Regions from separate parts of the Homo sapiens genome. Here region 2 is linked to region 1. The links are chromatin loops, found by intact Hi-C in ENCODE. Cell type or tissue: CD14-positive monocyte. All regions are shown on one strand. Each heading gives the region's core, and the rest is flanking DNA. Links, peaks and the distances in the headings are about the cores only.

Evidence for each region. Peaks named below come from ENCODE experiments on the same cell type or tissue, not always from the same donor. Only the 100,000 strongest peaks of a DNase experiment are listed, where the experiment ranks them.
Region 2: it touches region 1 in a loop (2.3-fold over the local background); 13 of 110 quality-filtered maps call a loop at or near these places.

The regions. Positions count from the first base shown.
Region 1 is chr19:31,355,642-31,359,662 of GRCh38, forward strand. All of the region lies in intron 1 of TSHZ3-AS1 (TSHZ3 antisense RNA 1), which reads left to right. Among named protein-coding and RNA genes, the nearest start is that of TSHZ3, 8.2 kb to the left of the region's middle. In CD14-positive monocyte, for the core only: CTCF peaks have their summits at 1,646 (motif pointing left) and 1,850; a DNase peak (open chromatin) is centred at 1,570; H3K4me3 peaks cover 421 bases; H3K27me3 peaks cover 2,232 bases.
Region 2 is chr19:31,212,169-31,216,189 of GRCh38, forward strand. It overlaps a transcript of TSHZ3 not described here. Among named protein-coding and RNA genes, the nearest start is that of LINC01791, 47 kb to the left of the region's middle. In CD14-positive monocyte, for the core only: no CTCF peak of the experiment used is centred there; a DNase peak (open chromatin) is centred at 2,143; H3K4me3 peaks cover 871 bases; H3K27me3 peaks cover 954 bases.

The sequences.
Region 1 (4,021 bases), core at 481-2,980:
TCTTTCGTTCAATCATCTACGGAACTTTCAAAAACTTTTTTTTTAGGAGAGCGAAGATTAAATAAAGAAAATAAAACGTCTTTGTATTTCAGTCTAAGGAGGACAGATGCACATTAAACTCAGTTTGGAGCGCTTAACTCCAGGCGAAATGCCCTTTTATCAAATCCCACGCGTCGACTTGGGTTGCGCTGGGAATTTCACGAATTCCTCGCTGCAGCGTGGCGTGGTTTACCCCCACCCCCACCGCCACCCCACTTTGGGTGAAATGGATTTTTGGAAACCATTTAAGCAGAGCTAAAAATAAGGGTGGGGGGATCCCTACACTAGAGATAGCTGCAGCCACCTAGGGGCTCACCCCTGGTCGGGAGCGAGCAGCTATTTGCTAGTTGTAGCTCAGGGGTGCCCAACTCTTCCCGTGTGGTTGCGCCAGCTGCCCCGCACTGCAGGTATCTGAATCATTACGTGGGCAACCTGATGCGGCTCTGAACCCCAGCTCTTTGAATGCTGGAATCCTGAAGGAGGAGGATTCCACCAGGTCTTAGCCGACCAGATAGCCCAGCTTTCTGAGGCTGGTGACCTCATTAACTGGCCAGGGAATTTGCAAGACCAGGAATAATCACGTTTCCCAGTTCTTCTTTCCTACATTGCTTTTCTCCTCTGTCTTCAACGTTAGGGTTTTGTGTTTGTCCCTAAATTTACAATTTACAAACGGGGAAGACGGAGCCTAAGTTTCTGCAGGGCAGGTACAAAAGAGAGGGACAACACTCTGGGGGCCTCATTCTTTCACGTTTTTGTTTCTTGAAATTTGATGGATATCACCTTAGTTCGGCAATAGGAGGGCCAGGGTGACTGGGGACATGGTGGCCCGAAGGGTTAGATAATATAGCATGCAGGTAGTCTCTGATCTCCAGGGCTTTGATAACACCAAGATTTTCCTCCTTTGCAGAGCAGTCCTAAATTCTGCCTTCTCCCTTTTCTGCCGCCTCTTCTCTTTTCCCCATTTCTTTCTTCGTTTCTTTTTCTGTTTTCTTTTTGTGTGCCTCTCTTCCAACAGTCCCTCCTCCACCTTTATAAGACTTCTCAAAGGTTATTTATTTAAGGTCTACCAAGTGCTAGCCCCAAACAGGTCCAGTCCTTCTACCTGTGGCAAGACGGAGGCTGTTACCGCGTGCAAATAGTGAGGGAACAAAGTAGTTTGGAGTTTTTTGCAGCTTTTTTAGGTGAGGGGAAGGGAGGGAGGTCAGAAATAGGTTGACACTTGGTTTGAAATAAAAGAGCATGTTAAGAAGTTTCGAAGCTGCCAATAAAACCCTTTAAGTGGCTTGTGATTCAGTGCCTGGAGTTGCGGGGATGGCATTGGTAAATGACTCTAATGCCCAAAGAAAAATATTACAAATGCCGCTGTCTCGGCCACCAATCGGGCGCCGCTTTCCTGCGCGGGCGATGGCTCCTCTCTGGCGCGGAGGGCACCCACATTTGCATGATAAATTGACCAGACTGGCGGCAGCCAATGAAATATTCAAATTAGGCTGGGTGGCGGTAGTAGGGGTGGAGTCCCTGGGGCTGCCCCTTGGCGCGGCGGCGGGAGCGGGCGCTACCACCTCTCCGTCAGCGCCCTCTGGAGGCGGGACAGCGCGGGCGGCCGCTCTGGCCCAAAAGACGAGATGGGGGGTTGGGGGTTTGGGATGCAAGGGGGTTTGGGAGGGGTGATGGTGGGGTCTGGGTGGTGCTTCGCGGCCCCAGGAGGCTTTCCGGCTGGCCTCGTTGACTAGGCGTACAGCAGCGTCTCCGCATGCCTCTTGCCCTTAAAAGTGTTGATGGATTGCAGAAGTGGATGGTGACCCCAAGGAGGGGTTTCAGAAAGGCTCCAGCCTCCTTCGCCCAACCACCTTCTCTAGGTTCCCCTAACAAACCCATCACTTAAGTTAAAAACGTGTATTTGCTCTTGTTGACTTAGCTTTAAGACAAGATTCTTGCCCACCGCAGACCACATGGCCAGCTTTCCCAAAGGCCCTCTGATAATGAAATGGTGGAGCAGATATATCAAACTTTCCATCTTGCCCTGAGCCAACGACCCTGCACCCTCACAGGCCAGGGCACTCTGGAGGGCACCCTGCCTGGAGCCCCAAACCTTGGGTAAGCTGTGGGAGCCTAGGCAGGGGCAGGCAGTGCCTGGAGGCTGGCTTCAGACGGCAGAACTTCTCACCTGGGAAAATGCTTTCTGGAAGAAGCACCCAGGCCTCAAGGCAGCTCCAGTGAGGGGGCAAAAAGGGATATACATAAGGCATAAGGCGCTGGCCATGGTTAGGTAGGTGCTCAGCCAGGAAGATAGGGCAGATTCACATGGGGGAGATTGGCTCGGTGATGAGACCACTTCTGACTCCACCAGAACCAGGCCCAGCTCTTCCTGGAGGTCCTGACTCAACGGGGACTTTTGCATGGGAGCCAAAGAACAGTGGATGTCTCTTGTCCGCTGATCATCTCTTCCCTTCCCCCACCCCATATTCCATCCCATGCCAGATCCCTAGGCTGTGCCTGTTAGAGCTACTGTAGCACCACATGGACTTGCCTTTAAAGCAGAATTTTTAGAAGTGCAGTTGCTTTTCTTTACTCTGCTGTGGGATGCTGAACACCTTGTTCTTTCTCCAGCTCAGCAGGGCTTGGAGTTGGTTCCTAGCTATCTCTGGGAATGCTCGATCCCCATCTCTGTTACCAGCCAAAAGGGTCTGCGGGAGGTGGTCGGCACTCCAGTCAGCAGCCCTCTCAGTACCTCTTCCCCAGACATAGTCAAAGCAAGTCATTCATCTGCAGCCAGTCTCCCCTGCCCATTCACCAAGGAGAACCTGGGGATAGGACCACTCAGAGCCTGGCCCAGGCTGGCTCACTAACTGTGTGTAAATACACACAGCGGAAAGAGTAGGTGCTGAACACACATGTGTGAGAGAGTGAATTTTTACTCTCAATCACCTTATATATATTATCAATAGTTTCAAAGTATGTTGCCCAAAGGATGTTAATTCCTAAGAAGGCTTTTATATCGTTTGGAGTTTTGAGGAGTGTGTTGGCTGAAGAGAAGAGGGTCTGGCCCCAGTCTTGATGGGAATGCATGGGGTAAACAGCTGGTGGCAGAGGTACAAAAGGGGCCTCTCTACTTTCTAAGAGAATCTTCCATCCTGGCTGATTTTAGGACCTGGGGTGGGGTTCCCATCAGGAGGAGGCCTAAGGAAGGAGTAGGACCCTTCCTAGATGGCTGAGTCAACTTATACGACAGGGCAGGGAAACCTATCTTGGAAACCCGGGAGCCCTCCTTCCTCCTCCCCATCCTCAGGCCTCACCTGAGACTTGAAAATGGACCAGAGTCTTCCTCCAACAGTGAAATTCGTTAAAGAGTCACTCCTGTCTAGAATGTGCAGAAATGCAAGCCTCTCTCTTTCTCTCTCTCTCTCTTTCTCCACCTTGAGGATGCTGTATCTAGAGCCCATATAGGGACAAGAAGGTAAGCAGTGAAAGCAGGAAAGAAGTAGAAGGCTGGCTGTCATCCAGCTGTGCATACAGTCCTATCTCAGCTGAACTGTGCACGGTGAATGAGGAAGTAAATGACAGGTGAAGGACCAAGAGAGTGAAGCTAGTCAGTTTATCTGAGGAGATAGGTATCAGTGAGTAACTGTAAGGATCACACCCACAGTGGGTGTGCCCCGCAGATGGATATATGTGCAGCAAGCGGTACCTTGCGGGGGAATGCAAGCTCCAACTGTGGTGCTGAGCCTCTGGCCCATAAGTAACCCAGTGAGCCTGAGCAGGTCACTCCCTCTCTTTGAACCTTGTCTCCATCTCTAAAACAGGACAGCTTTCTCCATCTTAAACACCAAGTAGGAATTCATTGTGGAAACCTTCCATCAAAATTGGAGATGCCTTGGATGGACCCTGTGGTGGCTCATGCCTGTAATCCCAGCACTTTGGGAGGCTGCGGCAGGCAGATCACTTGAGTCCAGGAGTTTGAGACCAGCCTGGGTGACATGAC
Region 2 (4,021 bases), core at 622-3,121, 140 kb before region 1:
AGGGTGGCCAGACGCCATGGCTCACACCTGTAATACCAGCAATTTGGGAGGCCAAGGCAGGAGAATTACTTGAGGTCAGGAGTTCGAGACCAGTCTGGCCAATATGGTGAAACCCTGTCTCTACTGAAAAGATGCAAAAATTAGCCGGGCGTGGTGGTGCACACCTGTAATTCCAGCTACTCGGGAGGCTGAGGCTGGAGAATCACTTGAACCTGGAAGTCGGAGGTTGCAGTGAGCCAAGATCACACCACTGCACTCCAGCCTGGGTGACAGAGTGAAACTGTGTCTCAAAAATAAAAATAAATAAAGAAAAATAAAAAGCAAAAGGCTCTCATTATGTATCATCAGGGGAATTAAAATCAAAACAACAATAAGATGCCACTACACCCCTGTTAAAATAGACAAAATCGAGAACACTGACAACTCCCAGTGCTTCCAAGAGTACTGGGGAACTCTGTTACCGGAACTCTGATTCAGTACCAATGGAAATGCAAAATGGAACAGCCACTTGGAAGACAGTTTGGTGGCTTCTTACAAAACTGAACATCCTCTTAGCATACCATCCTGCAATCCCACTCCTTGATGTTTACCCAAAGGAGATTAAAATTTATGTCTCACAAAAGGCACATGGGTGTTTATGGCAGGTTTATTCATAAGTATTAACACTTGAAAGCACCCAAGACTGCCTTCAGTAGGCAAATGGATAAATAAAATGTGGTACACCCAGACAACAGAATATTATTCAGCACTATAAAGACAGAAGCTAACAAGCCATGAAAAGACATGGGAGAATCTCAAAAGCCTATAATAAAGTGAAAGAAGCCAGTGTGAAAAGGCTATATATGGTACAATTTCAACCATACGACATTCTGGAAAAGGCAAACTATGGAGACAGTAAAAAGATTGACTGGGTGCGGTGGCTCAAGACTATAATCCTAGCACTTTGGGAGGCGGAGGCGGGTGGATTGCCTGAACTCAGGAGTTTGAGACCAGCCTGGGCAACATGGTGAAACCCCGTCTCTACTAAAATACAAAAAAATTAGCCGGGCGTGGCGTCATGCACCTGTAGTCCCAGCTACTCAGGAGGCTGAGGCAGGAGAATTGCTTGAACCTAGGAGGCAGAGGTTGCAGTGTGCCAATATCACACCACTGCACTCCAGCCTGAGCAACAGAGCGAGACTCTGTCTCAAAAAAAAAAAAAAAAAAAAAAAAAAAAAAAAAAATCAGTGGTGTCCAGGGGTAAGGAGGGAAGGATGAATAGGCAGAGCACAGAAGATTTTAGGACAGTGAAACTACTCTATAGGATACTATAATGGTGGATCCATGTCTTTGTACATTTGTGTAAACCCATAGAATGTACAACATCAAGAGTGAACACTGACATAGCTATGTACTTTGGGTGGTGATGATGGGTCAATGTAGGTTCCTCAGTTGTAACAAAGGTACCACCCTGGTGGGGGATGTTGGTAACGGGGTGATTGCATGTATGTGTAAGCAACAGGAGGTATATGGGAAATCTCTGTATCTCTTGTGAACCAAAAACTGAAATAAAGTCTATTTAAAAGAAAAAAACGCAATGGAGGAGAGGAGCAGATTACATAAAAGGAATGAGCGTGCTGGCACTTAGCGCACGTTTGGTGCCCAGTCCTCACTCTCATTCTCTTTAGAATAAGTCTACACTCTTTCTTCTGAGCCTCGAGCTGCCCCTGGAGTTTAGACAATTATCTTCCTTTGAGGATTTGAGAAAAGTTTTCAAATTGCGACAATTTAGGGGGATTTTATTTTTTATTTTATTCTTATTTCTCACTCCTTACTTCTTCCTGCACTTGGAATCGTTAACTTGTGCTGAGTGTGGCCGCCAGGCCATCACTGCTAGAAAGGACGAGAGATTCTTAGCAGTAGTCAGAGAGCACCCGTCGGGACCAGTCCTTCTAATTCTCAAACCAAATGAGGTTGAACAAACCCGGGTAAGTTTTGGCGCTTCCGGCTGGTTGTTCCAAATCTTTGAAAGCCCTCTGCGCACTCTCCGTCATTCATGTAATCATTTAAAATATGTCTTCCTGTACAGGAACTGGGTCCCAGCCGCAGGGTAACCAGAGGCTGCATGAGTCACTGTGGTTAAGACAGATCATTGAATTCTCAGCTGGCGTGACCTCATAGCTGGGAAGCCAGAGGGCCTGCGCCAGCCAAGAGGAGCTAGCTTTGCTGATGGTGTGGTGCAGGAAGTGACTCTGCCCCATACCTGAGTCCTTTCCATAGGAAGTGAGCTGAGTGGAGACAACAGCAGATTGAGAAAGCAAGAACAGAGTCTTTGATTCTTGAGTTTTATTCAGCTCAGGGAAAGACTGCATTCATACCTGGATAAGGCATTGCACCTAAGTTGACTGAGACTTATCACTTTCACATCCCAGGATTAAGTGTGGGGGTCCTGAAGACCTATTTCCTAAAGAATCAGGCAGGCCGGGCGTGGTGGCCCACGCCTGTAATCCCAGCACTTTGGGAGGCCAAGGCAGGCAGATCACGAGGCCAGGAAATCGAGACCATCCTGGCTAACACGGTGAAACCCCGTCTCTACTAAAAATACAAAAAATTAGCCGGGCGTGGTGGCGGGCGCCTGTAGTCCCAGCTACTCGGGAGGCTGAGGCAGGAGAATGGCGTGAACCCGGGAGGCGGAGCTTGCAGTGAGCGGAGATCCGGTCACTGCACTCCAGTCTGGGCGACAGAGCGAGACTCTGTCTCAGAAAAAAAAAAAAAAAAAAAAAAAGAACCGAGCATTCAACCCTCATCCATAGACCATTCCCTCTTTGCCAAAAATGTAACAAAGCAGGAGGGGATTAAAATAAAATTTTTAAAAAGTTGGCAGGTACCAAATATTGATACAAAAATGAAGATATTCGGTTGGTTGGCTATACATCTCCAGTGTAGGTGTTTCAAGCATTTCCCAGACATTAGTCATTTAGATACCACATTCAGAATTGTGGCGCTATATCATGTCAATACTACCCTGTACTCATATTTTTCTTTAATATGAGTCAGGTCTTTACTTAAATAAATTTACTCAAAAAGGAAAATTGCTGTCACTCACTGGGAAGTCAGAATCATCTGTCATAAATTGTAAATCACACAAATGAATTTAATGAAAACATTAAATTAGAAGCATCTGTCCACAGAGCACATAAAATAATCTTAAATAACATCAATGCTATACAAGTAAACAAGAAACATCAAAGAACATCAATGGTATAAGTGTATACAAGAAATATCCATGGTATAAGTGTAGACAAGAAATATCAGAAATAGGGTAAAAATGTGAGCTTTAAAAAACTAAAACTCTGAAGATAGCTGGTCCCAATTGTGTTGTTTTAACCATAAAATAAAATGATTTTTTACATTAATAGGAATATTTACAGAAAAAGGTTCTAAGCTGGGTGTGGTGGCTCACGCCTATAATCCCAGCACTTTAGGAGGCTGAGGCTGGCGGATCACGAGGTTAGGAGTTCAAGACCAGCCTGACCAACATGGTGAAACCCTGCCTCTATTACAAATAAAAAAATTAGCCGGGCATAGTGGTGTGTGCCTGTAATCCCAGCTACTTGGGAGGCTGAGGCAGGAGAATCACTTGAACCCGGGAGGCGGAGCTTGCAGTGAGCCGAGATCGTGCCCCTGCACTCCAGCCTTGGCGACAAAGCGAGACTCTGTCTCAAAAAAAAAGGTATTATAATTTTTTTCTATATATAGGATCTATAGTAGAGTTTTCCAATTGGCTTAAAAAAACTATTAAAAATTAAATTAAATTTATTATTAAATATTAAATATTAAATTAAATTAAAATTGTTAAATTTTGGAGGAAAATCACCAAATTCTCAAAGAAAAACCATACAATGCAATTACTTACAACTCACGTTCTTTATGATGGTGTATGTATATATGTATACAAGAAACATCAAAGAACATCAATGGTATAAGTGTATACAAGAAATATAATTCTTTATGATGGTGTTATGTCTGGCCATCAAATCGT